2 separate regions of the Homo sapiens genome follow, and region 1 is linked to region 2. A link is an interaction called in ENCODE POLR2A ChIA-PET data of the cell type or tissue named here. Cell type or tissue: PC-9. All regions are shown on one strand. Each heading gives the region's core, and the rest is flanking DNA. Links, peaks and the distances in the headings are about the cores only. Region 1 overlaps TFG (trafficking from ER to golgi regulator). Region 2 overlaps TOMM70 (translocase of outer mitochondrial membrane 70).

Region 1 (8,342 bases), core at 284-8,283, 330 kb after region 2:
TTTCTAGGTGCTGCTGGGAATAGATAGTACCAGCTCACTGAAGCTAAGCACTGGTTCCTTTTACATTATTGCTGGTTTACACTTCTTGTAGGAAGGAGAAGGTAACAAATACATTGATTTATTGAAAGGTCTTTATTACTCTTAGGCTGCCAGAGCAAGCAAGATGGAATATTTACCATCTTGGTGAAGTAATTATACTTTAGAGTTGGCACATAGTAGGTATTTAATAAGTAGTTCCTGAATACCGAAAGCATTGCAGAAGGCATTGCAGAAGGCGAAGAGTTGGTTGTGTGGAGATTTCTGTTAATCACTGTCTTCACGAGAAGTCCATTGTGAGAACTGGCAGATAAAAAGCTAACTGTATTCTTATTTTGCATTAAGATAAGCATGGCATCCCTAGAGTGGAATGCAGTTCACTCTGTTCTGCATTGACCTTAGAGTGTTATATTTAGTTTTAATGACCCATTTCATTGAAGATTTATTAATAAAATATCTGTTGAGAGCATGGTGAGGGGTCTAGAGATATTAATTTAAGGACTAGTTAGATGGAAGGACCTAGCGTATTTATATGAAGAATAGTAGGGCATTAATATATAATATTCATATAATAGGATTCATGAAAACTTTTTTGAAGTACTTGAAGGGTTGATATGTTGGGGGAGTAGGTGAGTGCTTTCACATACCCCGAAAGAATAAAGAATAATTGCAGAGAAGTGTGGTGTTAATGAAATAACAGATTTAAGAGGAGGAAGCAGAAAGCTGCTAGTAGTAAGGCGGGAAGTTGAAACTAGAATGTGGCCAGTAGTAGTTTGTAGGATACCTTGAAAAGTCTCAAGAGATCATTTTCTTGGGGCAGGAGGAGGAAGGAGTTATGCTTGGAAAATGTTCAGCGATTATAGATAACATTCAGGAACATCTTGGCCTTGAGAAGAAGAGATATTAATCCATTATTTTTCCCTTTATTTAATAGCTGTTGAATGACTGTTGTCTGCTAGGCACTGTTGTAGACTCTGGGAATATGGAAAACATAATCGTTTACTTCCTACCATCAAGTGGAAAAGACAATAAAATGTTATAAATTTTTAATGTCTGGTAGTGTTAAGTGCTTTGAAGAAAAATAAAGCAGGATAAGAAGATAATGCCAGGGGAGCCATTTTAAATTAGATGGTTAGGAAAGATCTCTCTCAGTTAACACTTGATAAGGAATCTGAATCATATGAGGGGTATCAGAAAGGGTCAAGACAAAGGGAAAACTTGAAGTATGGGAATAGCAGGGGTGAGTGAAGAAGAGAGGTAGGAAATGAAGTTAAATACTTGGCCAGGGACTGGAGGCCAGATGATTTTATAGGTCTTGCTTTTTGGGATGAGAATGCATTGGAAGGTTTTGAACAGAATGATACTAGGTTTTACTTAACAGTGTTAACTCTGGTGTTCTGAGACTAGATTAAAAGTGGGCAAAGGTAAAAAGCAGGCAGACTGGTTAGGAGTCTTTTCCAGTCATTTAGGCAAGTGATGATGGTGGCTTGAATCAAGTTGATAGCAGTGAAGGTGCTGAAGTGGTTGGACCCCAGAGTTATTTTAAAGGCAGTGGCAACCATATTTTCTTGGCAGTTTGGATGTAAGGTTTGAGAGAGAGAGATCAACCAAGATTTTTTTGTCTTATACAACTCGAAGGAAGATAAAGAAGCCTCTAGGAGAGGCAGGTTTTAGGTGGAAGATCAGGAATTTATTTTTAGATATATTAAGAAAAATCTAAATGGTCATGTCAGATGAACAGTTAAATATGAGAAAAAATAATAGTAGACGTAAAATAAAAGCTTATTTTATTATCCCTACAGTAAAATAATGTTGCCTCCAGACCATTTTAACATAAATATGGTAACATGGGGATAATGAATCTTTTGGAGGCTAGAGTTTCTTAGCATCTAATAGTAGCTTTGCTCTCAACTTTTACGGTATGTTTTGTTGTTTAATTATCAAAACCACTTTTATCAGTCTTTCTCTAGAGTTGTATATATAGAACATCCTGGAGTCCACCATGAACGGACAGTTGGATCTAAGTGGGAAGCTAATCATCAAAGCTCAACTTGGGGAGGATATTCGGCGAATTCCTATTCATAATGAAGATATTACTTATGATGAATTAGTGCTAATGATGCAACGAGTTTTCAGAGGAAAACTTCTGAGTAATGATGAAGTAACAATAAAGTATAAAGATGAAGGTAAGAGTGTTTTTAAAGCTATTTTTTAAAGTCTTTTTAAAAAAAAAAAAAAAAAGACAGAGCCTCTGTTGCCCAGGCTGGAGTACAGTGGTGTGATCATAGCTCAGTGTCACCTCAAACTCCTGGGCTCAAGCAATCCTGCCTCGGCCTCCCAAAGTGCTGGGATTACAGGCATGAACTGCCATGCCTGACCTTAAAGTCTTAAGTATTGTATGTGTTATTTTGCCCATTTTTATTGGACTCTTTCCCATCCTCTCTTCACGGTAGTTGAGACCTCACTTTCTTGTATTGAATGTGATGTTCCTATAGTTACTATAATTCTCTCATCAGTTAAAATTAGCTAAGTGGGGCCGGGCGCAGCAGCTCATGCCTGTAATCCCAGCACTTTGGGAGACCGAGGTAGGCGGATCATTTGAGGTCAGGAGTTCAAGATCAGCCTGGCCAACATGGCGAAACCCTGTCTCTACTAAAAATACCAAAAATTAGCTGGGCGTGGTGGTGTGCGCCTGTAATCCCAACTACTCGGGAGGATGAGGCAGAGAATTACTTGAACCCGGGAGGTGGAGCTTACATTGAGCCAAGATCGTGCCACTGCACTCCAGCCTGGGTGACACAGCAAGACTCCGTCTCAAAAAAAAAAAAATAGCTAATTGGTTTATTAGAAGGGAATTTTAAGTGTTAGAACATTTTCACATACATTTTTTTTACAAGCATTATTTTCTCCTTTTGTCCATATAATTCTGGTTTCTTTTAGCTTAAAAAAATTTTTTTTCTATTCTTATTTCCCGAAATGAAAGGTTTTAGTATGTATTGAATGAAAAAGGATTTTATGGTCAACTAAGTAAGGGAAAGCTGGTTTAAACAAAGACAAAAGTGTTTCTTTATTGTAGGAGTTTTCAGATTATGTAATATGCTTATATACATTTTCAGAAGTTAGTAGTATGCAGTGTTCCCAGACTCATTTGTTGACAAAATTATCTTTATGGAAATAGGTTTTGAATGAAAAATGTTTCGGCAAACACACTGAGTAGAATTATAGTAGTAGACTGTATTTCCTATTCTTCAACCTGCCTTCTTTGTTAATATCTCTGCTGAAATTTTCTCTTTAGGTGGTTACCAGTGTTTTTTACTGTGGAACTTACTTGCAGTGTATTTAATCTTGACCTCACTGTTTAGCACTGCTACCCACACCATCCTTGTTTTTAAATACTTTTACCTCTTAACATCTCTGACACTGCTTAACCTAGTTTTCTTATCACTAACAGTTTTTTCTCTGTCTGTGTTAGGGTTGGGCTTAAAGTAATGCCAGCAGATATAATAGAAATCTTAAAATCTGAGTGGTTTAATAGTTGAGAAATCTTTCAGGGATCCAGGTTGAAAGAAGCTGTTACCTTCAACACATGGCTTATAAGCTCACCATAGGCATTGACATTGGCAAGCAGATGAGTGAAGACAGAGTATGAAGAATCATATGGGAGATTTTACTCACTAGGCCTGATGGTGTTGTATGTCATTTCTGCCCTTATGACATTGGTCAGTACCCAGTTACATGGCTTTGCTAAGATGCAAATGGGTTGGGAAGTATAGTCCCTGGCTGAGCAGCCACTTAGCACAACTTATACTGTGGAGGAGAAGTGTAAATCACTGGTGATCAGTTAAATTGACCATCTAGCTAAAGGTATAATTCTCCTTTGTTTTTGTGATGTGTAGTCTAAGAATACCCAAAACAAATTTTTGAGAGTTGCCCATGTTAAGAAACAATAAAGGATAGTACTTTTTTCCTGTTTTCTTATGCTTATCATACATTGATTTGCACCTCTGTGACTTTGAAATGTGTGTCTTAATTTGATCAGTGAATTTTTTTTTTTTTTGAGACAGGGTCTCACTCTCATCCAGGCTACAGTGCAGTGGCATGATTATAGCTCATCATAACCTTTAACTCCTGTCCCCAGGCAATACTGCCAACCCGGCCTCCCAAAGGCATAAGCCACCATGCCCAGCCTACAATTCAGATTTTTAACTTTTTTTTTTTTTTAGCAAAGTCCCAAGAGTACTTTTTTTTTTAAATTTTGTTTTAATTGACAAATAATAATTGTACATATTTATGGGGTACATAGTAATGTTTCATTACATATAATGGGATTAGATCAGGGTAATTCGCATATCCATCACCTCAAATATTTATTTCTTTGGGTTAGAAACATTCAATATTCTCCTTCTAGCTATTTGAAATTATATAATATGTTATTGTTAACTGTAGTCATCCTATAGTGCTATAGAACACTGGAACTACTTCTATCTAGTTGTACTTTTGTGTCTTTTAATAAATCTCTCCCTATCCCTCTTTTCCCCTACCCTTTGCAGCCTCTACTGTCATCTGTTCTGCTTTTTACTTGTATAAGATCAACTTTTTTTAGCTTCCACATATGAGAGAGAGCATGTGGTATCTTTTTAACTTAATGTCTTCCAGTTCCATCCATGTTGCTGTGAATGACAGGACTTCATTCTTTTTTATGGCTGAATTGTATTCCATTGTGTATATATACCATATTTTCTTTATCAGTTAATCTGTTGTTAGACACTTAGGTTGATTCCATATCTTGACTATTGTGAATAGTGCTGCAGTAAAATGTGAGTGCAGATTTCTCTTCAATATACTGGTTTCCTTTCCTTTAGTTAAATATTCAGTAGTGGCATCGCTGAATTGTGTGTTAGTTCGATTTATAGTTTTTTGAGGAACCTTCATACTGTTCTCCCTAGTGGCTGTACTGTTGACATTCCTACCAATAATGTGTAAGAGTTCCCTTTTCTCTTCATTCTTGCCAGCATTTGTTATTTATCTTTTTGATAATAACCATCCTAACTGGGGTGAACCTTGTTGTGGTCTTCATTTTCCTGATATGTGTGCATTTCCCTGATGATTTGTGATTTTGAGCATTTTTTCATATATTTATTGACCATTTCTATGTCTTTTTTTGAGAAATGTCTGTTCAGATCATTTGCCGATTTTAAAATCGGATTGATTGTTTTTTAGCTGTTGAGATGTTTGAGTTCCTTCTATATTCTGAATATTCATCCTCTGCCAGATGAGTAGTTGTATTTCCTCCCATTCTGTAAGTTCTCTTTTCACTCTTGATTGTTTCCTTTGCTGTGCAGAAAAGTTTTCCAGTTTGAGATAATCATATTTATTTTTGCTTTTATTGACTGCACTTTTGAGGTCTTATTCATGAAATCTTTTCCCGACCTATTAAAGAGGTTATCCTTTTCCTAATGAGTGGTCTTGTCAAAAGTCAGTTGGCTATAGATAACATGGATTATGTTCTTTTGTTCTATGTGTTCTATTGATCTATGTGTTTGTTCTCTTGGTCAATGGGTCTGTTTTTATGTCAGTTCTGTTGGTCTGTGGGTCCGTTTTTGTGCCAGTCCATGCTTATTACAGCTTTGTAGTATATTTTGAGGTCAGTAAGTGTGACACCTTCAGCTTTGTTCTTTGCTCAGTATTGCTTTGACTGTCTGGGGTTGTATGTAGTTCTGTACAAATTTTATGGTTTGTTTTTAAATTTTTATGAATAATTTTATTGGTAGTTTGATAGGGATTGAATTGAATCTGTAAATTGCTTTGAGTAATTTTGTCATTTTAACAATATTTGTTCTTATATAAGCATGGGATGTCATTACATATGTATGCTCTTTGGTTTCTTTCATCAGTGTTTTTTTTTTTTTTTGTAGAGGTTTTTCATCTTCTTGGTTAAACTGCTTCCTAGATATTTAAAAAAATTTTTGTAGCTGTGGTTAATGGGATTGCATTTTTTATTTTTTATTGTATGTGTATAGAAACACTACTTATTTTTGTGTACTTATTTTGTTTCTGGCAGCTTTATTGAATTCATTTATTGGTTCTAAGGGTTTTGGTAGAGTTTTTAGGTTTTTGTTTATATAAGATTATGTCATCTGCAAACAGGGACAGTTTGCTTCCTTCCCAATTTGGATACCTTTTATTTTTTTCTCTTGCATAATTGCTCTGGCTAGTACTTGCTTAACTGTCTTTTTTTTATTTTTTATTTTTTTGTCTTGAGACAGGGTCTTGCTCTGTCTCCCAAGCTGGAGCGCAGTGGTGTGATCATGGCTCATTGAAGCCTTGAACTCCTGGGCTCAAGCAGTCCTTGCAACTCAGCCTCCCGTGTAGCTGGGACTGCAGGCATGTGCCACTGCACTCAGCTTCTTATTCTTAATGTTTATCAAAATGGGGGTCTCACTGTGTTGCCCAGGCTGGTCCTGAACTCCTGGGCTCAAGCGATCCTCCTGCCTTGGCCTGCCAAAGTACTGAGATTACAGGCATGAGCCAGTGTGCCTGGCCTTTAACTGCCTTTTTTCCCACTTGAAGATGCTTTGCCTTTATCTCAAACTGACCTCATTGACTGGCTTTCTCTTAACTACTGTTTAGGGCAAAGGTCAGCAAACATTTTCTTTAATAGATCAGAGAGAATAAATATTGTAGCTTTGTGGGTCACATAAGGCCTCTGTCTCATCTTTTTTTTACAATGTAAAAACCATTTTTCATTCACAGACCTATAACAACACAGGGATTTTGTCCGTTGGTCACAGTTCATGGACCCTTAGCTTGAGGTGTCCTCGTTGTAGTTTGTCTTCCACATTTAGTTACAACTTTGTATTTCATGGTTTTTTTTTTTTTTTTTTTTTTTTTTGAGACAAAGTCTTGCTTTGTCGTTTAGGCTGGAGTACAGTGGGGTGATCTTGGCTCACTGCAGCCTCCACATCCCAGGTTCAAGTGATTCTCCTGCCTCGGCCTCCCAAGTAGCTGGAATTATAGGCACACACCACCACACTCGGCTGATTTTTGTATTTTTAGTAGAGACGGAGTTTCTCCATGTTGGCCAGGCTGGTCTCGAACTCCTGACCTCAGGTGATCCGCCCACCTCAGCCTCCCAAACTGCTGGGATTACAGGTGTGAGCCACCGCACTTGGCCAAAAAGTTTTTGATTGTTTTGATTTGTGTCCGTTAGATTCTGTTAGTAGAGTGGAGGGATGGCTTAGGTAAAGTTCCTGCCATCAGAGATACTCTGTTTCTGTTGTAGGATTCAGAAAAGAAAAAAAGAACAGGAAGTTTTCTTCTTTTACATACATACTTTATTTTCTTTAAAAAATGTGTTTATGAAAATTGAACATTAAACAAGTATGTTATGGGAAGTGGGTCTGGCTATAAGGAGCTAAAAACAGTTATAAAATTCTCAGTTTTGTCATCTTTGCCCAAAATAAATCCAACTAATTAGTGTTAAAGTAGGTGCAGCAGAGCATCCCAGAAGTAGTCTTGTGGCCTCCCCAGGACAGAACTCCTCCCCACCCAACTGTTTGTGAAGACACCCTGCAGAGGTCCCTGATGAACTCCTTGTCTCTGGCTGCTTTTCTGTTCTTGCTTTCTTTAGAGAATGTATTTTTCCCTTAGCCCTTTGAAAGCTTTTGAGACACACAGTTGGTATGCCAATTATAGCATTCTTTATCCCTGAGATCTGGGGGATTTCACGGTCATAAATACACACTGTTTTGAATATATAAATATTTTTCTGGGGAGAGTTGATTGTTTTCATCTTAATATCAAAATGGTCAGTGACCTGAAAGAATTTACTGTCTATCCATTCATTAAAGCAGTTTTGCAACAGTAGTGTTTTACTCTACCTATGATTAAGATTTGAACTTTGGGAAACTTTTTTATTTCTTGGTAAAAGATGTAAATTTTTTGGAATGAAAAGATTTCAGTCTAAACCAACAATTTATGATATTGCTCTCTATGAATCTCTTACTAGTGACTAATAAATATTAAGGCACTTAATGGATTCACTTTAGCTGTATTTTTTCATGTGGATATGTGTAAATACCTTGCCATAAGAGTAATAAGCAAAATTGATTTAGTATATTTTTGAACAAATGCATTTTTGCTAGACCTTTAAAGTTTAAGGTTTCTATGGGAGAGTCCAACTATGTTCTACAATCTACATTTTGGATTTTTAATTTTTACTAGTTTACTGCTTATACAAATCTGAAAATTTAAAAAATTAAAAAACAACCTTTTTTTTTTTTAAATTCCAGATGGAGATCTTATAA
Region 2 (8,342 bases), core at 307-8,306:
TTAGAGATTCACAACACACCTTAGTAGATTATTAAAGTCCAGCAGTGAAGAAACTTGTTGTAACTGTTTCACTCAGCTAATATCCAGAGATATAAAATTAAAAATACAGATTACTAAAATCAATTCAAGAAAAAAGCAAGTTATTATTAAAGGAAAAAGGAACAATTATCTCGCTATTACTGGGATTTAACAGTGAATCTCCAGTGATGTTTAGTGATGCCTATGGTACTCTCTTTACTTACATCTCACCTTGGGCACTTAACTACTGCATGCCTTTTATACACAGTAACAGTCAGTCTCTCTCACTAAATTTTAATTCTATAAGGGTAAGGGCCATGTCTTTGAACCCATCCCTCCAAAATGCCAAACATGTAGCTTTGTTTAATAAATGATTGTTGAATTAAACTACCTGTTAATAATAGCCTAAAACTAATGCCAACTTACTCAGTATACCTTTAAAAACTTTAATAATATAGAAAAATATTTTTCTGTGAAAGGCCAGATAGTAAATATTTTAGGCTTTGGAGTCTATACAGTTTGTCACAACCACTCAACTCCGCTGTTGTATCTCAAAGGCAGCTGAAAACAACATGTGACTGAACATTATTTATAAAAACAGGTAGCAGACTGGATTTGGCCTATGGGCCACAGTGTGGCAATCCCTAACACAGATGAATTCCAATATTCTCCAGGTAGAGTAATGGACAGAGCATATATTCTTACTGAAGAAGGACAAGCCATAAAAGCCAAAGATAACAGGAAGAAGAAATATAACCCAGTTCTAATTGCAGTTGTTGCCATTACCACTATGCCTAAGCTTAAGCAGCATAAATTAGAAAATACCCTTCACAATGTACACAGTACTCCCCCATTCCCCAAATCAGATCAATTTACCTTATATTTTTCTTTGGCTTTCTCTTTTCCAAGGAGTTTAAGAACTTTATCGGCTAACAGCATGCTTTGTTGATTTTGGAACCCTTCTAATATACACACAGCAGTGACATCTAGAAATGATGAAAAACACAAGGGTAAATATAAAATTATTGCAAAGATGGTCAGCAGCATCAAATGGGTACAATGTAACTACAGAAAGCCAAACTAAATTCATGGCCAAATGGGACTGTTTCATTTCCAATTAACTGATTCTTAATACCTAATTTTATATTCTCTATGACCAAACTGAAAGCTCAGAAAGTCACTCCACTTCTCTGGGGTTTGCTTTCCTTAACTGTGAAATGAAAGGGGCTATGCTGCATGATTTCTGATGTTTCTCACCACTCTAACATTCTCTTCTGGCTAGCAACTCTAAGGCATATAAACATAGTGTGGCTCTCTCATGTCTGGTGTTTGTTTATAGGCCTCAGAGTTATTCCCTGTCTCCAAAGCCATCTTGCCACAGAGCTCTCAAATAAATCTGCCTCAATACCATTTTCATCTGGTTATGTCACAGCTCAAGATGCATGCAGTGGTTTGAAATTAAAAAGTAAGTGGTTCCTTAACCTCTCAGCCTTTCGTTCAAAGCACTCAAACAATGGACGTCTCGTCTCTTCCCGAATTAAATTTCTTGCAATTCCACATCCTTGCTCCACCAATCAAGTCAATCTGCTGATATATTCCCCTGATAACCACGGCTAGCGCCAATGTCAATGTCTTTTTTCCCATCCTGTTTCTTCTACGTGACACTTCGATCAACCTCCTCTCTGCCAGTTATTGTGTTAGTAACTTCAAGGTCTGGTTCAAAACTCAGGATTCCCTTTTCTAAAACAACAGTCTTTTCACACACTACCAAAGTATGTGCCACCACAAAACCTCAAATTTTGCTAAAATGTTCTCTAAAATACCCTCATTTGGTAATCTACACTTTTCTTTTCAGAAAGGGGCCTTTTCCTTTTACTGATGCTTTTAAAGCAGACAAATATATTAAGTGGAAAGAACTTTTAGATTGTAGAAAATTATACTTTGGTTTTGCTTCATGTCACCTAGAAGAATGTACTTTAAAGGCTGGATGTATACTGTTAATTGCAGCTTTGGAAGCAGAGAAATGGCCAATCAGAGACCACAGAATATTTATGGCATTTAATGAGAATGACAAATTCACTTTGATGCTTTGTACCAATTACATCATTTCCAATTAGGTGTAAATTAGGTATAAAACAATAATTTCCAATTGGGTATAAAATAATGTTTGAAAATACCAAGGGCACAAAACAATGTTTTCTTTAATGATTCATCTCAAAGCTATGTTTATACATATTATAAACACAGCTCTCAAAGCTATATTTATACATATTAAATGAAATATGTAGAACCTTAGAAACACTATCACTTGCTAAAACTTCTTTTCTGATTTCCTTATTCAGAGAATTATACTAATGCTCATTAGCTGCTAAGTTTAAAATGTGTAGTACATAAACTCCTAATCTTAATAGTCATTTAATTCCATAGTTGAGAACAGAGACAATACTTAAGTATCAGCAATCTTACTTTAAACTAGAAGACACAATCTTAAGTGCAAAGGAATCCAACTTTTAAAAACAACTGATTCTTGCACTCACAAGGCAGTTTCATATACATTTACCAATGACTACAAAATATTAAGTAATTTTCATATGTAAACACAAAATTACCCTCACCTTCTAAACATTCCTTCTTATTGTCTAGCTTCTCATGGGCTTTTGCACGTCTAAAGAGAGCTTTCACATATTTGGGATTAAGTTCAACAGCTTTTGTACAGTCTTGTGCCACTTCTTTCCATTTTTGCTGTAATTGAAAGTATTTAAAAAAAGTCACACTAAAGAAAGTACTGTTCAATAGAAATCAGTTTAAACTTGATAGGTTGAGTATTAAAAGTCCTAGAATAAAAAAGTATTCCTAATACAAAGAGTTAATATCTGCAATATATTACAAAAGCTCATATAAATATCAAAAAGTTAAAGAAATAGCCTCAAACTGTTGAGGAGAATAGGGTCACCAGAAACTTTCTATACTATCTAATTTTATAAAATGTGAAATATACTTAACTTTGGAGTATATCTGTAGTCAGCAAAACTATAGAATTTGTTCTTTAAAAAGTTTTGCAATTAATGGAAATAAGAACAACATCCCATAATTTTGAAACAACTTCAAAAAATGTATTAGGTTTATTTGAGTAGCTTTAACTGAAACTTTAAGCAAATAAAGAGAAAGAAAAGGAACAGAAGAAACAACCTAGAGTACATACCAACTGTTCAAAGGCAGCAGCTCTGTTTTGATAAAATGTAGAAAGGTCAACATTCTTCTCTGTAGGGCACAAGCTAATAGCCTCAGTATAGCACTGAATAGCTTGTTCATATTTTCCTGCTTTAAAATATTTATTGCCTTTATTCTTGGCTGCTTGGGCTCTATCAAGAGAGTTCTGAAATGAGAGGAAACAATTATCAAACACTAATCAACATTCACAGACTCAGACCACAGTAATTAAACAATAAATTGATAAAAACAGGAAGACAGAATGGCTGTTTACAATGTAAGTTGCTTCATACAAATATCTTCATGGAATAGATTCTAACTAGTAGGATTGTTGAGTCAAAAAGCATATCTTGGCCAGGCATGGCAGCTCATGCCTATAATCTCAACACTTTGGGAGGCTGAGGCGGGTGGATCACTTGAGGCCAGGAGTTTGAGACCAGCCTGGGCAACGTGTCGGAACCCCGTCTCTATTAAAAATACAAAAAATAGCTGGGTATGGTGGCACACGCCTGCAGTCCCGACTACCCGGGTGGCTGAGGCATGAGAATTGCTTGAATCTAGGAGGTGGAGGCTACAGTGAGCCGAGATCATAGCACTGTACTCCAGCCTTGGTGAGAGATTGGGACTCTGTCTCCGCCTGCCCCCCCAAAAAAGCATGAGAGGTGTCTTGCTATGCTGCCCAGGCTACTCTCAAGCTCAAGCAATCCCCCTACCTCCATGTTCTAGGCAGATGGGATTACAGGTGCACACCACCACGTCCAGCTAAAAGACACAGACACAGACACAGACACACACACACACACACACACACACACACACACACGTATATACTTTTTTTTTTTTTCTTGAGACAGGGTCTGTCGCCCAGGCTGGAGTGCAGTGGCACAATCTTGGCTTGCTGCAACCTCCACCTCCTAGGTTCAAGTGATTCTCCTGCCTCAGCCTCCCGAGTAGCTAGGGCTACCAGCGTGCACTACCACATCTGGCTAATTTTTTAATTTTTAGTAGAGATGGGGTTTTGCCATGTTGCCCAGGCTGGAGTCTTATATGTTTTTAATTTCAAAAACACTCAGACTTTTTCAAAAAGGCTGCAGTACTTTAAAGTTTTTAAAGGATTTAAAGTGCGCAAAGGATTTCTAGGAAGCTCTAAGTATCTAAGATCAGAATATTATATAGCTACTTTAAGCTAGCTAGTGTCAACCAGAATGTATATTTTAAAACTGATGTGGGAGGATGAAAGGAACCAAGACAAGCACATATAAATTAATAGATGAACTTAAAATCTTCCATTTGTCAGTAGACTTAATTATGTTCCAAAAGCTTTGAGACATAAATTTAATTTCAAGGATACATATGTTTCAGGACTATGAATATGTGCCAGGACTAACAGAGACTGCTACAGGACTGACAGAGAAACACCCACAAAACACCCACAATAAAGCAAAACTAGGAATCCCTTATGTAGTTGTGGGCTCTGGGGGGCAATCGTCAGGGTGATTGCTAGAAAACTTGCATTTGAGACAACCTCAACAATCCTCCCACTCCACTGGAGGAAGCAGAAATCACATTAGAGTAGGGCTGTGTCATTCAGGAGTGAGGATCTTCTATATGAGAGACAAGTGGCCAGGTACCATGGCACACACCTATCGTTTCAGATACTTGGGATGCTGAGGCAGAACTGCTTGAGCCCAGGAGTTTGAGATTAGCCTGGACAACATATTGAGACATTGAGACCAGACTCTCTTAAAAGAGACAAATGACAGTGACAGGGCATACCATACCTTGCCTCTGTTTTTTAAGAGACCACACAATCGAGAATTGCTAACAAAAGGGAAAAACAACCCATAAAAAAAGAGGCCCCCAACTCAAATATAAAAGTAGTATCTGAGAAAGCAGGATATACCAAGCAAACAAAAAATTTAGTTTCAAAAAAATGAGAGGCTATCTTCCCATCATTAAAAGAGGTTGCTTTTAAAGAGCACTAATTAGAAATCTTAAAAATGAAAAAAGATTATTACAATTAATTCAGCAGATTGGCTGTATATTAAAGAAGCGAGCTGAGGAGCAAATTAACAAGTAGAGAATGGGGGAAACCTGACAGAATGCCATGGAAACAGAGGACAGGGAGGTGGGAAGTTTGGAGAAATTAAATGACATGAAGTATAAATCCAGAAGTTCCATCATTTGCCTATGTGGAGTTCTAAAAGGAAAGGCATAGAAAAAAAAAATCTAAGGAATTGGAGAAATTCTCGGAGTTGAAGAAAAATGACATGCATTTTTAGACACATCATGGTGAAATTTCACAACAAAAATCCTGAAAGTATTTAAAAAGAAAAACAATCCAGTGCCAGACTGTCACCAACATTTGGTACTAAAAACCAATTAAGTAACAATTTCAAAGTTCTAAAGCAAGATTATTTTGTAACTAAAGTCTTATACCTAGCTAAACTAGCATTTGAGGTTGAACACAAGAACAGAAATAGAAATGTACAGCTTCCTTACCACTAAAAATAAACCCCCAAATAGGGAAATGACCAATACAACAAAAAGCAGAAAGGAAGGAAAAATAAGAAACAAAAAAGCAGAGTAAATATGGCAGTAATTGCTAAACATGTAAATAGTAAAAATAAATGTGAGTAGTTTAGAGCCCTGCATTGAAAGACTTTCAAATTGTTTAAAACCAAAACTAACTACCTGCTGCCTATAAGGCATGATGTAAAACCAAATGACATACTAAGGCCAAACAATTTTTTTTTAAAAAAGGAATGTAAAAAGTTGTGGAAGGTGAATACTAAAAAATAAAAATTAAGGTAATATAGACAAAATACCATTCAAAAGCATCACATGATGTCCAGATAGTTTTACTGATAAAAGGTTCAATCTGTAAAAAAGGCACAATAATCATGAATCTTCATTTATCTAATAAAGGTTTAAAATAAACTCAATTGGCTGGGTGCAGTGGCTCACGCCTGTAATCCCAGCACTTTGGGAGGCTGAGGCGGGTGGATTACCTCAGGTCAGGAGTTCGAGACCAGCCTGGCCAACGTGGTGAAACCCTGTCTCTACAAAAATAGAAAAATTAGCCAGGATGGTGGCAGGCACCTGTAGTCCCAGCTACTCAGGAGGCTAAGGCAGAAGAATCACCTGAACTCAGGAGGCGGAGGTTGCAGTGAGCCGAGATCACACCACTGCACTCCAGCCTGGGAGACAGAGTGTGACTCCATCTAAAAAAAAAGAAACAAAGGAAACAAACTCAAGTATCATTGTCTCATGCACCACTGGCTCCAAGACAAAAGGTCATTAAAGTTAAAGACAAACAGAATCATCAGGATAATTACATCTTTTTCTTTTTGCCAAGCAAGTATAATTGAATTTATTTTAGTTGATATGATTCTACTATACAATAACCAACAGTGTAGTCTTTATCCTGAAGGACCATACTGTAGACTAGTGTAGGAAACAAACAACCGTCAATCTCGCAAAAGAACTATTACTGATAGAAACACTAAAATCCCATTATGAAAATGTACAGTTATACACCACATAACAATGTTTTAGTCAATAACAGACTGAATATACAATGGTGGTCCCATAAGATTATCATGGAGCTGAAAAATTCCTATTGCCTAGTGATGTCACAGCCATTGTAATGCACTACTCATGTATCTGTGGTGCTGCCGGTATAAACAAACCTACTATGCTGTTAGATGTATAAAAGTATAGCATATATTGGGGCCGGGTGCAGTGGCTCATGCCTGTAATCCCAGCACTTTGGGAGGCCAAGGCAGTAGATCATTTGAGATCAGGAGTTTGAAACCAGCCTGACCAACACGGTGAAACCCCATGTCCACTAAAAATACAAAACAATTAGCCAGGTGTGGTGGCGAGCGCCTGTAATCCCAGCTACTCAGAAGGCTGAGTCAGGAGAATCACGCGAACCTGGGAGGCAGAGGTTGTAGTGAGCCAAGATTGCGCCACTGCACTCCAGCCTGGGAAACAGAGGGAGACTGCATCCCAAAAGAAACAAAAACAAAAACAAAAAACAGGCTGAGTGCGGCGGCTCACGCTTGTAATTCCAGCACTTTGGGAGGCTGAGGCGGGTGGATCATGAGGTCAGGAGATCAAGACCATCCTGGCTAACACGGTGAAACCCCGTCTCTACTAAAAATACAAAAAAAATTAGCCAGGTGTGGTGGTGGGCGCCTGTAGTCCCAGCTACTCAGGAGGCTGAGGCAGGAGAATGGTGTGAACCTGGGAGGCGGCGCTTGCAGTGAGCCGAGATGGCACCGCTGCACTCCATCCTGGGCAACAGAGTAAGACTCCGTCTCAAAAAAAAAAGTATAGCAAATACAATAATGTATAGTACATATACTTGAGAATGACAATAAACAACTGTGTTACTGGTTTATGTGTTTACTATACATATACTATACTTTTTGTTATGTTAGTATACTCCTACTTTTTTTTAAAGTTAACTATAAAATAGCCTCAAGGCAGGTCTTGAAGGCAAGAGCTACTCTAGAAGAAGGCTTCTTATCATAAGAGATGACAGATCCATGCATGTTAATGCCCTTGAAGATCTTCCAGTGGGACAAGATGTAGAGGAGGACAGGGATACTGATGATTCTGACCTTGTGTAGGCCTAGGCTAATGTATCTGTGTCTTAGTTTTTAACAAAGAAGTTTAAAAGTTTAAAAAAAAAAATTTTTTTAATAAGACAAAGCTTATAGAGTAGGGATATAAAGAAAATATTTTTGTGAAGCTGTACAATGTGCTTGTGTTTTAAGCTAAGTGTTACTTATTTTTTAAGAGACAAAGTCTCCCTATTTGTCCAGGCTGGTATCGAATTCCTGAGATTAAGCAATCCTCCCACCTTAGCCTTCCAAGTAGCTGTACGTTAAGCTAAATGTTACTAAAAAAAGTTAAAAAAATTTAAAAGTTCATAAAGTTAAAAAGTTACATACAGTAAGCTAAGGTTAATTATCGAAGAAAAGTATGTTATAAATTTAGTGTAGCCTAAGGGGTATAGTGTTTAAACAGTATACTACAGTAGCATTCAGTAATGTCCTAGGCCTTTACTTTCACTCACCCACTGACCCAGAGCAGCTTCCAGT

The links. ChIA-PET counts read pairs that join two places held together with the same protein. Peaks named below come from ENCODE experiments on the same cell type or tissue, not always from the same donor. Only the 100,000 strongest peaks of a DNase experiment are listed, where the experiment ranks them.
Region 1: POLR2A ChIA-PET joins it to region 2 with 9 read pairs; 4 of 35 experiments call an interaction of 5 or more read pairs at or near these places.

The regions. Positions count from the first base shown.
Region 1 is chr3:100,711,648-100,719,989 of GRCh38, forward strand. TFG (trafficking from ER to golgi regulator) reads left to right here. Exons shown (of 8, transcript NM_006070.6): 2 at 1,996-2,222; 3 at 8,328-8,342. The coding sequence starts at 2,039. Among named protein-coding and RNA genes, the nearest start is that of TFG, 6.3 kb to the left of the region's middle. In PC-9, for the core only: no CTCF peak of the experiment used is centred there; no DNase peak of the experiment used is centred there; H3K4me3 peaks cover 273 bases; H3K27ac peaks cover 386 bases.
Region 2 is chr3:100,383,585-100,391,926 of GRCh38, forward strand. TOMM70 (translocase of outer mitochondrial membrane 70) reads right to left here. Exons shown (of 12, transcript NM_014820.5): 2 at 3,221-3,394; 3 at 2,634-2,760; 4 at 895-1,004. Among named protein-coding and RNA genes, the nearest start is that of TOMM70, 13 kb to the right of the region's middle. In PC-9, for the core only: no CTCF peak of the experiment used is centred there; no DNase peak of the experiment used is centred there; H3K27ac peaks cover 531 bases.